Linked DNA regions of Homo sapiens: all the other regions are linked to region 1. Evidence: read pairs that join two places in POLR2A ChIA-PET (ENCODE). Cell type or tissue: MCF 10A. All regions are shown on one strand. Region 1 overlaps AIG1 (androgen induced 1). Region 2 overlaps AIG1 (androgen induced 1). Region 3 overlaps AIG1 (androgen induced 1).

What was found. ChIA-PET counts read pairs that join two places held together with the same protein. Peaks named below come from ENCODE experiments on the same cell type or tissue, not always from the same donor. Only the 100,000 strongest peaks of a DNase experiment are listed, where the experiment ranks them.
Region 2: POLR2A ChIA-PET joins it to region 1 with 15 read pairs; 3 of 35 experiments call an interaction of 5 or more read pairs at or near these places.
Region 3: POLR2A ChIA-PET joins it to region 1 with 14 read pairs; 2 of 35 experiments call an interaction of 5 or more read pairs at or near these places.

Annotation. Positions count from the first base shown.
Region 1 is chr6:143,335,866-143,339,865 of GRCh38, forward strand. AIG1 (androgen induced 1) reads left to right here. Exons shown (of 6, transcript NM_016108.4): 6 at 3,774-4,000. The coding sequence ends at 3,811. Among named protein-coding and RNA genes, the nearest start is that of ADAT2, 110 kb to the right of the region's middle. In MCF 10A, a CTCF peak has its summit at 1,912 (motif pointing left); DNase peaks (open chromatin) are centred at 1,086, 1,216, 1,556 and 1,876.
Region 2 is chr6:143,268,772-143,272,771 of GRCh38, forward strand. The region is part of intron 3 of AIG1 (androgen induced 1); the gene reads left to right. Among named protein-coding and RNA genes, the nearest start is that of ADAT2, 180 kb to the right of the region's middle. In MCF 10A, no CTCF peak of the experiment used is centred here; a DNase peak (open chromatin) is centred at 2,390.
Region 3 is chr6:143,284,713-143,288,712 of GRCh38, forward strand. All of the region lies in intron 4 of AIG1 (androgen induced 1), which reads left to right. Among named protein-coding and RNA genes, the nearest start is that of ADAT2, 160 kb to the right of the region's middle. RefSeq lists an enhancer at 3,933-4,000. In MCF 10A, no CTCF peak of the experiment used is centred here; a DNase peak (open chromatin) is centred at 1,729.

The DNA of each region.
Region 1 (4,000 bases):
TTCAACCTGGAGGCAGAGGTTGCAGTGAGCCAAGATCGTGCCACCACACTCCATCCTGAGCCACAGAGTGAAACTCTCAGAAAAAAAAAAAAAAAACAGAAAGAAAAGAAAAAAGAATTGAGTATCAGTTATCCACTTTAGATGACTAACTTTCCCTCGTTCTCACCTGGCCACTTTACTCAGTCACATTAGCTGCCTGATTCTGTTAGCTGTTGAGTCAAAAACTACTCACTAAAAGCAGTGTGTTAGGATGAATTGAGGACATGGGAGTACAGTACTACAATCCTGAGTATTTCACATCAGTTACTATACAATCCCCCAAGAAGAAGGAAGATTGCATTGGAGCCACCCTCCTTTTTCCATAATGGTTTTTAATAGCTCAACTCTGTCTACTTGGGTAACTTATGTTAGCTACAACTTCAAGATAAAAATCACATTATTGCAGAATCTTACTGCTGAAAGAGAGATTGGAAATCATCGAAACCGACCCTTTCCTTTCACCAAAAGTAACTGAGGCCCCAAAATCTTAAGTGACCCTCCAGAACAGGTGATGGCAGAGCCAGTGCCTTCTAACTGATGTTCAGTCCAGTCTCCAAATTTCCCCTTTGTATAAGAATACCAGTTGTATTTGATTAGGGCCCACCCTGATGACCTCATTTGTAAATACTTATCTCCAAGTAAAGTCACATTCTGACTTTAAAACCACATCCTGGGGGTTAGGATTTCAGCATATGAATTTGGAAGTGGGGGACAGAGTTCAGCTCATAATACTTCACTCTCTCCCCACCAGAATACATGTCCTTCACCCAATGAAAATATTCCATCCCAACAACCCCAAACGTCTTTCAGACATCAACTCTCAAGTCCAAAATCTCATCTTAAATATCATAAAATTGGGTATGCGTGACACTCAGGGTATGAGTCATCCTGAAGCAAAATTGTTCTCTAGCTGTGTGTGAACCTGGGAAACCAGACAAAAAGTTATCTGCTTCCAAAACAGAATGGTGGGACAGGCATAGAATATACATTCCCATTCTGTAAGGGAGAAGTTGCAGGGGGAAAAAAAAAGAAAGAATCATGGTTCCCAAGCAAGTCTGAAGCTAGCGGGGGAAATTCCATTCCATTTTAAGGCTTGAAAATAATCCTCTTTGGCTAGATGTTCTGTCCTCAGGGCTCACAGGGGAGGGGATGCATAGCCCTGCCTTCCAGGCACAGGGTCACAGGAGCCCCACCCCCACAGCCCTGGGCAATAGTTCTACCCTCTACAACCAAGGAGGAGCCAGTCGCTGAACCATCTTTGAAGCCATTGGTCCTTCATTTCATCCTGTCTCTGTCCCTTTCAGTCCATGCTGTCAATGTTTCTGCTGGTATAAAATTCTCAAAAACCTTATTGGCCTCCCATGCAAGTCATGGGGGTCCAAGCAGTCAGACAAGAGGGCACTCCGCGGATCTTTTTCAGATAACCACCTCTCTATTTCTGGCATCTACTGTGGAGGTTGATTGGATCCGTGAGTCACGTACCTAATTTCGTTAGCACATGGCTGTCCAGCCACACCCTTGGCATTCTCTCCCAATCTGAGGTACTGAGAGTTAAGCACTTCGATGTAGCAGTTTGGCGGGGTGGAGCGCGGGGGGGGACACAATTCACAGCTGAAATATTTCTTTACTTAAGCTAAGACTTTATCCCAATTTTGGTATATCTGACCAGTCTTACTAAAGCTACATTTTGTAAGACCAGAAATGAGTCTTTTCAAAACCAAAAGGTTGGTGTGAGGACAGAGAAAGTAGGCAAGCGGGGAGACAGGAGACGTCTATGTGTGCAGAAACCTGCACCTCTTCTCCTCCAGCTACCCGTGCAGGTCATTTCCCCCCAGGCCCATCCAGGTCTAGCGATGTCCCAGCACTGCCCCCTGGTGGAGCCCTCCACCGGCCTGCAGGAAGGGCATGTGACTGACTCCCTCAGCGCCCTGCAGTCTTGTCCCCTCTGGTCCCAAAAGTGTATCCTGCCTTCGCTTTGCGATAGGTTTCTTCCTGCCCTTTGCCTGGAAATTTTATCTCTGGTTCTTGCAAACATTATTTACAGCTGTCTAATTTTTTCTGTCTACCTCACAGCTGCCAAACTAAAGTAGGTGGGAAGCCATTTTCCCTCTCTAGGTCAATGAATACCCCCCGTTCTCCACCCGCGCTTTTGAAGATTCCAGCACTGCTGCCAAGTCAACCCATCTGCAGGAGAACGCTTTGGAAAAAACAGACTTTAAAAAGAAAAGCAAACTGCTCTTAGCCCCTGATAGCTTCTCCACAGGAGAGGGAATATGGACAGAGCTGAGGTTCAAGACACATGTGCTGTTTGAGCTGAATCTGTGCTGTTTTCTTCTTTCCGTGGTTACCCAACAACGAAGGCGTGTTGTACCTTCTTGCCTTCAAACCTGTTCCTCCTCCCGTCAGATGTCCTTACTCCTCAATTTGAAGTTTTCCTTCATAGGATTTCTGAGAAGGACTTTGGAAAAAGTGCTCCAGATCTCTGCCAGTTCCTTAGCCATGAAAACCAAACATAAAAGATCATCTGGGGACATTCATTCAGAGCACGTTACCCACATTCCACCACCACTACTCTGACAGCACAAAACATATACCAGGAGCTGGGGTTATGTGGTGGGGGAGTCCTTCCTATTGTAAGCCCTAACATTATGACCCTCTGGGGTTAAATTTTATAATTTTCATATTGTGGAGTCCCATATTTTGTTCTGCTTTCCACTAGTCCAGGCTTCTGAGGTCTTCTCTGTGTTCATTGCTTATTAATTTTATTCAGCAAAGATTAATTGAGCTCCTGCAATGAGACACACACACTATGTTAGGTGCTGGGGAACAAAATAGGGAAGGGCCCTACCCTCAGAAAGCTTGCAATTTATGAAAGAATACTAACAAAACCTGCAAAGTGGTATTTTAAGTTATTTTGTTTCATTTTTGCTATTGAAACAAAGAAACTGAGAATTTGGTATGATTCAAAAAATGTTTAGGTACAAGAAAAAGAAAAAAGCAAGAAGCACTTGCCAGATTTAACTATAATTCCTAAAAATGATGAACATTTTCATCTTCAGGAACATGAAACATCATCGACTATTCTCTACAGACAACAGGCAAAGGTTCTTACTGGTCCAGTACATACAAGTCCTTCAGGAAGAAAAACATGATTCTACCAGGATTGGGTTGAATAGAGAGAGAATTGCAGTTTAAGATTCATGAGTATGGAAATAAACAGCTCTTATGGCTAATAAACTCTCTATGAACTTTAAAAAGAAAACAAGAAAAAAAAAAGCATGGCTTTTTAAAATCCAAAGTCCTTGCCTTAGGAAGAGACAGGACTAAAGTAAAAATAAATGAAGTCTGTTTGAAACTCATGAGTTGCACACCTCATGTTGCCAGAAGCTGGTTTAAAAAGCAGTCTAGCTGGGATTTCCATGCAAACTCAGCAAGTCATGAATCAACTTGAAGCCTTGTCTCCCAGAGGCCATAGGAGCTGGGTGTGTCCCAGAGATGCTGTGTCCTGATTCTGTGGAAAGGGTGGGGAAGAGAGGTCACTGAGGATGTTTCTGGAGAAAGTTGTGCATGGCTTTCCTTCTTAGCTAGGAGGGAATAGGGGGTGTGTCAGGAGGGTGAATGGGAGAAGTGAGGGCAGATGAGTGGATGTGTGAGTAGTGTTAGCAAGCCAGATTAAACAAACTGCTTGTGGTTTAATCTGATGCTCAAATAAAACACTTTGCCTGTATTTCTAGGTATGGAAGAAGAGAAAGAAAAGCCTAAATTGGAATGAGATCCAAGTCTAAACGCAAGAGCTAGATTGAGCCGCCATTGAAGACTCCTTCCCCTCGGGCATTGGCAGTGGGGGAGAAAAGGCTTCAAAGGAACTTGGTGGCATCAGCACCCCCCTCCCCCAATGAGGACACCTTTTATATATAAATATGTATAAACATAGAATACAGTTGTTTCCAAAAGAACTCAC
Region 2 (4,000 bases), 67 kb before region 1:
ATGCCAGGATGTGCCACACAGGTCCCCTTTGGGGATTGGACTTACTTCCCCAGCAGGTGGGAGTGCCGTCAGTTTCAGCCCTCTGCTCTAAGCCCTCTCCAGAACTGCCCTTATGTGAAGACAGCAGCCTTACTAAGTTCAGACCCCCTTCCTGTGGCAGCCCTCATCCCATAACTGGTCCATGCTGGGGTATAAAGACCTGACCCACTTCCTCTATTAGGGGCAACTCTGAAGGGCAGGGCCTTCACAGCTTTGCAGCTCCTAGTAGGGTGGGCTCAGGCCCTTGTTCAGACTGCATTGCAAGGCCATACCTTCCTTACCTAGATCACACTTTCTTACTTTCCCTGGACAGGTGTTGGTCCTAGAACACTTCCCTAATAAACTTCTGCATGCTGATTTCCATCTCAGAATCTGCCACACAGGGAACCTGACCAGCAACAGTAGGACAATCTGGATGGCTTGAGTCAGAAGGTGATAAGTTAGAAATAAAGCACTGAAATTTAAAGGGCAAGCATGAGAATGACTCAAATGAAAAAGACAGTATCAAGTGCTGGCAAGGATTCAGAATAAGTGGAACTCTCATACACTGCTGACGGGAGGGTCTATTGGTACAATCATTTGGAAAACTCTTTGACTCTGTCTGTTAAAGTTGAATATCTGTGATCATGTCCTATGAGCTAGCAGTTTCTCTCCTCAGTATATATGCCTAAGAAAAATGCACGCATGCCCACCAAAAGAAGAATACACACAAATGGGCATAGCAGCACTCTTGCCAAATGCACCAAACTGGAGAGAACCACAGTGTCATCAATAACAGAATGAATAAATACATCATATTATAGTCACACAATGGAGTACTATGCAGCAATGAGAAGGAAAACTACAGCTCCACAAGGCAATACAGATGAATATCACAAATATAATATTGAACAAAAGCAGCCAGACACAAAAGAAGACATAACATATGATTCCATTTATACAAATGTAAACATCGGCAAAACTGATGTATGGTGTTTGAAGTCAGAGTGGTGGTTGCCTTTATGGAGATTCACTGTGACAAGAAGAAGTCTGAAGGGGATATTCTGGAAGGCTTTCGAAGCTGTTTTTGATCCAATTGCTGGTTACTGGAGTGAGTTCACTTTAGGAACATTTGTTGATTTTTCTGGACACTCACTATTTGTGCACTTTTCTGTGATATGGTATAGTATTTAAACTCAGAGTTTATATAGTGAAGGAAGAAGAAGGAAGGGCAGATGTAAACACTGGATACAAAAAATGTGACATCACGGATGTAGACAAAAATTCCCAAGATTCAAACAGGACCCCTACTGTCCAGTACTGCAGACTCCTATAGATGACAAGTCTGAGGTCCAGAAGGGCTCCAGTTGGCTCAAAGTTACATAGCCAGCTAATGGTGAAAGACTTCCTGGCCCCATCCTTTCCCCCTCTTCCCACACTTAGCAGAGCCAATGTGGTCACTAGAGTCTCCATTCATCTGAGCTCAGCATTGACCACAGAATCATCCAGGCAGCCTAAGCAAGATATGCAATGTACAGGGAAATAAAACATGAGCAAAGACCTGAAAAAGGCATAGGAATTTGATGTAACAGAAATGTTATCCATTTCTTAGAGGCCTTTCTCCACCTATTACCTACTGTCTTCCCACCCACGCTTCTATAACTACCCACAATGCTTTGTGTTGAAAGTGTGTCATTTTCTTTTTGCAAAGCCAAAGACTACGGAGAAAAGGTTTTGAGCTGTGAGCTAAATTGCCTTTTTCTCCCTTGGCTTTTTCCTATAATCTTTGGGAGAACTCTAGACTATACTGGGCTCTAAAGGCCCCTTTTGAGAGCATTGCCTTATGTCATGGAATCATTGTGAAAAACAGCTAAGTTATAACTACTTTATATGTCTTTAAATAAGTTAGTATTTCTCTAAGAGCTTTAATTTCATTTAATAGGTGATAGAGATGACCTTGAAGATTAAAGCTGAAATATTCTTCATTCTTTAAGTATGTTAATATGTGTGTGTGCACATTTGTGTGTGTGCACATGGGTATGTGTGCTTGTGTGTGTGTGCATGGATGAGTGTGTGTGTTTGCATGTGTGCAAATGCATGAATCTGTACTAGTATATAGGCTTGCATGTCGTGTGCTTGCGTATGTTTGCATGTGTGTGTGCATATGCACAGGCACATTCTCTGTTAATATAATGCCATTTGCAGGGTGCTTGCCAGTCTCTTGAGACTCATGGTTCTCTGCTTTCGATTACACTCAGACTAGTCCAAAACCCCTCTGAACTAATTCTAATCAACTTGGAAGCCACCACACTCAGGCATGAGGCCGTCAAATGTGAGTGTTTGCAGATGTCAGTGCAGAGATGGCAGTAATCCAGGAGGACAGATCAAGGCTTAGTCACTGAAAAATACATGCCAGTGCATCCCAGCTCCAGAGCACCATCTCAGCCCATAAGAAAAACATGTCATGACAGTAAATCAATAACCCCTTGGAGATGATTCGTTTCTGAAATATCCCTGATTAATTATGCCAGTCCATGCTTGGCAAGAGTACTTTGCTCCAGCATTAACCTAATGCTTTTTGCATGAAGCAGGATTATAACGGGTTCTCATAAGTCAAATTTGACATTTTAAATCAGGCTTTAAAGGTTTGGGTTATAGATTTTATAATGTCTCCATGTCAAACATAATTGCTCTTATTGCTGCTAGTAGACGTTTGCCAATCAATCAAAATAACATTTATTTTCATCATAAACAAGGGTAAATTAAAACCATTTGAAATCATTGTATTTGAAAACTTAGTGAAGAAGCATCTTTAGTACCATTGAAATTTGCTTCCTCACTGTGATACATGGGAGCGTGATGAAATTATAAAAGTCGATGGAAATGTGTTACTATTTTCACCTTGAAAAATTAATGCTTCTACATATTTTGTGAATACGCGGCTTAAATTTGGTGGCTTATTCCCATATGATTATGATTTGGGGCAAAATAGCTCCCTTTCTTTACATAATAGGAAATTATCATTTTTGTCCCTTAAAGATGAATATATCTTTCAGTTTGCTTATAAATTGCATTCAGAACTTATTTCTTATTCCTCTTAAATTGCAAGTGTTTTTTTCTCTAAGAAAAGTTAATGGAAAAAGAAGATTTGCTTAAGGGGAAGTCATACTAATAGGTTCCTTCAACAAAAGCTTAGCATACAATGGTCAACTGGTTTGTACATTCTCCCTAAAGTACTTCCAATGCATCAGGGTCACCTTCCCTTACGGTAATTATAGCATTATGTGGTATATTACTACTCTATTTCTATACTGTATGTGTATACTATTTCTATTTGATTATACTGAGATAGATCTCAGTATAGTCATTGAGTGCCATCATGTAGGTATGCAGTGGGAACACGAAAAAGAGGGATTAACTCCGCCCGAGACAGAGCTGACCTTATGGAATAGTGTATTAGTCAGAATAGGCTAACTTACCCGAAGATAGTAACTTCATTCTGAATTCTCTGTAGATTAACCCCACAAAGTTTCTCATTCACACAAAGTATGTTGTTATCCAGTTGACCCTCCAGAGCAGCTTTCTTCCAGGTGGTAATGCAGGGATCCAGAACCCTTCCATCTATGATCTTAACATGTGGCTCTCAGGTCACTATGGTAGAGAAGAGAGAGAGTGAACACACACCAGCTTTTAAATGCACTGGCCTAAGAGTGTCCACATCGCTTCTGTTAATAATAGGCCCATTGGCCAGGACTAGAGCTTACTGTGGCCCCGCCTAACTGAGGAAGCATAGAAATGTGAGGCTGATTCTTTGATGGGAGGAAAATGACTCTGCAATATGTATATACCAAGGATAAGATCCCAAATATTAAGGGATTGCAGTCAGAAAGAAGATGAACAAAGACGTGAAAGTTTGAGGTCTTTTAATGGAACAATAACAGTTGCCAGTCCAGAGTGGTATAAGATTAATCTAGAAAAGTAG
Region 3 (4,000 bases), 51 kb before region 1:
GCATTAAACTGTTCTGTTTTTAAATATTGGGATAAATAAACCACAAGAAATCTTCATTTGATCTATTGTGCACAATTCAGATCCAAGTGTGAGGTGCCAAATTTATCTGATAAAAGAATTTTTGCCTGGCGAGTCTACTTCACATTAATTTCAGTTCTTATCAGGTTTTTAACACTTCAAAAATTATTTATCTTAACATAGAGAATTTCTTATTTCTCTTTATAATTCCAAGTCCTCTTTGACATATTAACACGCACAGAGGAGGTCCCTCCTGCCAGCATTTCTGCCTCTTGGGACTCTTTTGTCCTGAGTTCTGGTTCACCATCCCCTCCTTTAAGCCCAAAGGACTGGATAGTGTTCTTCCAAAAACCCCTCAATTGTACTTAATCCCCCCAAATCCTAGAGCTCTTTGGGAGGCCCTATCTCCATGGAGCATCTTGCTCCAGCTGGAGTTGAAAAATAAAATAAAGGTCACTACAGTACCTGACACACTTTGCATAAACAATCACATGATGCCCCAAATCTGAGCAGAAAGGAGATTTGCTTCAGGAAGTCACACCCTGTGGCTGGATATAAGGGGACATCCAGAGGATGTCCATGTGGACAAGCATGAGCCACCGCGTCCAGCTGGGAGGAGCTTTACGACCATGTGGTAAAGCTCCTCCCCAGCTGGGTGCTGTGGCTCACGCTTGTAATCCCAGCACTTTGGGACGCCCAGGCAGGCAGATCACTTGAGACCGGGAGTTCGAGACCAGTCTTGTCAACATGGTGAAACCCCATCTCTACTAAAAATACAAAAAATTAGCCAGGTGTGGTGGTGGGCGCCTGTAATCCCACCTACTCGGGAGGCTGAGGTGTTAAGAATCTCTTGAACCCGGGAGACAGAAGTTGCAGCGAGCCGAGATCACGCAACTGCACTCCACCCTGTCTCAAAAATAAACAAATAAATAAATAAGCTTCTCCCATTGGCCCCTCCATCAACTAGTAAAGACCACTTGCAAGGACTAGGGAAGTATTTGTTTTCCTAATTACTTTCTAAGTTTTTTGCCTCATCCAAAACCTTAAGTGTTGACTTTCTCTGATAAAAAATGTCCAAATGATCAGAACTCACACCTGCAATATGACTAAAGTTGTGTCTTAAAAATAGATTTATGTCCTTTATACATATGAACTTATATTCAAATGAGTGTTATCTTTCAGAATAGTCAAGTAGGGAGGCTGCACAATTATTCCAGGGATGCCACAGATGTTTAAAACATACCTGGAACTTCCTATAGCCATAGTTTAAAAATCAGTCTCGCATCCCACCCCCACCCCAAATACGGTCTTGTTACTTTGCACTCATATTTGCTTACCTGTGGAAAAGGCAAGTTCTTTACTCTGGGAACTCTAGGTATATTTCTGCAAATTCATTTATATGCTATTAAATTATCTGCATCTTGTAGAGCCCCAGAGATTTCAGGAACTATGTACTTTCTGATGGCCTGTCTTCCATTGTGGGTAGAATCAGTCCACGTTCCAAAGAGACACATGGGAAATACCACATAGTCCTCATTATAGACCCCCAAGATCCCTCATTAAAATGAAGCATTACTCATTCTCTGCATGCCAAGTGAGGCTTGCCAGCTCTGCGTACTCCCTAAGCAAACCAGTACTTGTTTGGACATGTATTTACATTAACCAGTGAATTCTCTCAGATTTGTTCTGAGAAAGCATTCAAAGTAGACTTTTTCCTTTGGTGTTCTGCCCTGGGCATTCATAACTGTGCCAAATGCTAAACAATGGCCCTCACGTCATGTCCCATTATGTAAATCCAAGATTTTAATTGTTATCAAAAAGGTACTGGCTTTTGCTTCCTTTCAGACTATGTTAGGGCCGACATACCCGTGACACAACAGCCAAAGGTTCGGGATATGAAATCTTTTGATAGCATACCAGGGTTGTAACTGGACATTCCAGAGCCCCATGCCAAGATGAAAGAAAGCATTCCTCTCATCACATGTAAATTATAAAAGAAATAGATGGCCTGTGCAATACTGAGTAAGGTTGAGCTAAATCTATACCTCAGGGGCTGACCAGGCTGCTGGCTGTTTTGCTGGGACTCTAACTTGCTATCCAGTGGCCCTCCGCATCTGAATCTATTCTCTTCCCAGGTTTGGGTAGTGAGAGTAGAGAAAGTAAGGGATACCTGGACTTTCCCCACTGACTGGTTCCCATTGAGCTCCCATTCTCGGTGGTTCTGTTTCCCAGCCCCGTTGCAGTCCTCCCCAAGCTTAGCATCTAAAGGCCATCCCGGTCTCCTTCCGTGATGACTTCTGCCTCCCTGCCATGTTTCTCTTTCCCCCAGCCCAAACATCACCTGTCCATTTGTGGGAAGCTCTTAACTCCTTTCCTGGACACCCCCCTCCATCATCAACCCTCCCACACACACATTTCTCTGCACCCCGTTTGTGAGATTTTCCCTAATCAATGAGAGGACCCTTAGCATTCCGGATACATACAGAGGTCTCCTTGGTGTCTGATATAAGAGTTTAAGTATCAGGAATCATAATGGGTACCATTCCTTTGAGCCAGACACTGTGCCAAGTTCAGTTCAAATATTATCTTATTTAGTTCCCCAAACAGTCCTTAGAGATAGGCATGATCTTGCCCATTTTACAGGGAAGTATGCTGAAGTTTAGAAAGAGTACATGACTTGCCCAGGGTGAGCCACTGGACTCTTGCCAGAACTACGGTGCAAGCCCCATTGTGTGGCTGCAGATTGTAGTCTGTTAACCGGACCCTCCACTGCCCTTGCTGTGTGAAGAGTAACTCTATGAATGAACATAGTGAGTTTTTTATTTTGTTTAGAAGAAATACATAAGAACCAGCCAAGCCTGGTAGCTGAGGCCACTTTCTGGGTTGGAAACATTTCTAGGCTTTAGCTTAATCAGAAGTAAAACAGAGAGGAGGACAGAATGTACCCCATAGTTGGAAAGACACTGTTATTGTATATAAAGCCCATAGAACAATGCCTGACTACAGTAAAAAAAAAAAAAAAAAAAAAAAAAAATCTATATTTGCTATTTATCAGTCCTGAGATGCTTCTCAACAAATAGTAGTATAAACAGTAATGTTTCCTTTTCAAGGCTTGAGAATTTTAGTTACCATAAGTGTTTTCTCTTCTTTTTACTCATTCTGGATCACTTGCACAAAATCAAAAACAATTTTAATAGTCATAAACAACTCTAAGGGATATGAAAATATCTTTTTTTTAATTATAAAAGAATGATTAGGAAATCTTACAGGGGTGCTGGGTAACACAGGGAGCTTTAAGATCATGGGCTCCTGTCTCTTGTCACCTTCTAGTTGACATGTATAAAAGAGAAGACATCTTTGCTCCACCTGGTGCAGCCGTCTGGGGCTGAATCTTTTCCCGGGCTGGCTCCACCCTCACTTCCAAGCACCTGGAATCCTTGTCTCTGCAGTTCTGCTTCTCATTGCTCTGCCTTTCAGTCTGCAAGATACAGAAAGAGGAAACCAACTCAGACCCTAGGAAATGTACACCCTCAAAGCTTCAAGAATGGTCTCTCTCCTAAGGAGTCTTCTTCCAGCCCCTGGCTATTCTCCCTCCTTCAGGGGTTTCTCATTCAATCAGAGCCCATGTGAGATCTCAGAAGCCATGTATAATACGTGCTGATCTCTCAACCCAGGACACATCAAGAGCAAGTAGGCCTTAGTGAAGGGGACAAAATGGATCCTGGGTGTTTCCACTTATGGATAAATATTCCTTGTCAACTGCTGTGAGTGTATTTAAAGCAAAATAGAGATGTCTGTTGTCTCTGCACCCTAGTGGTTTTAAACAAATTCCATATTCCAAATCTCATTTCCCCAAATGTGTTCACTGAATAACTTTCCAACACAGAAAATAAAACAAAGTCAAGTCAGAAGTGTTAATGGAAAAAGCAAACTCTGTAAAATATTTAAAGAGGTTTATTCTGAGGCAATACGAGTGACCATG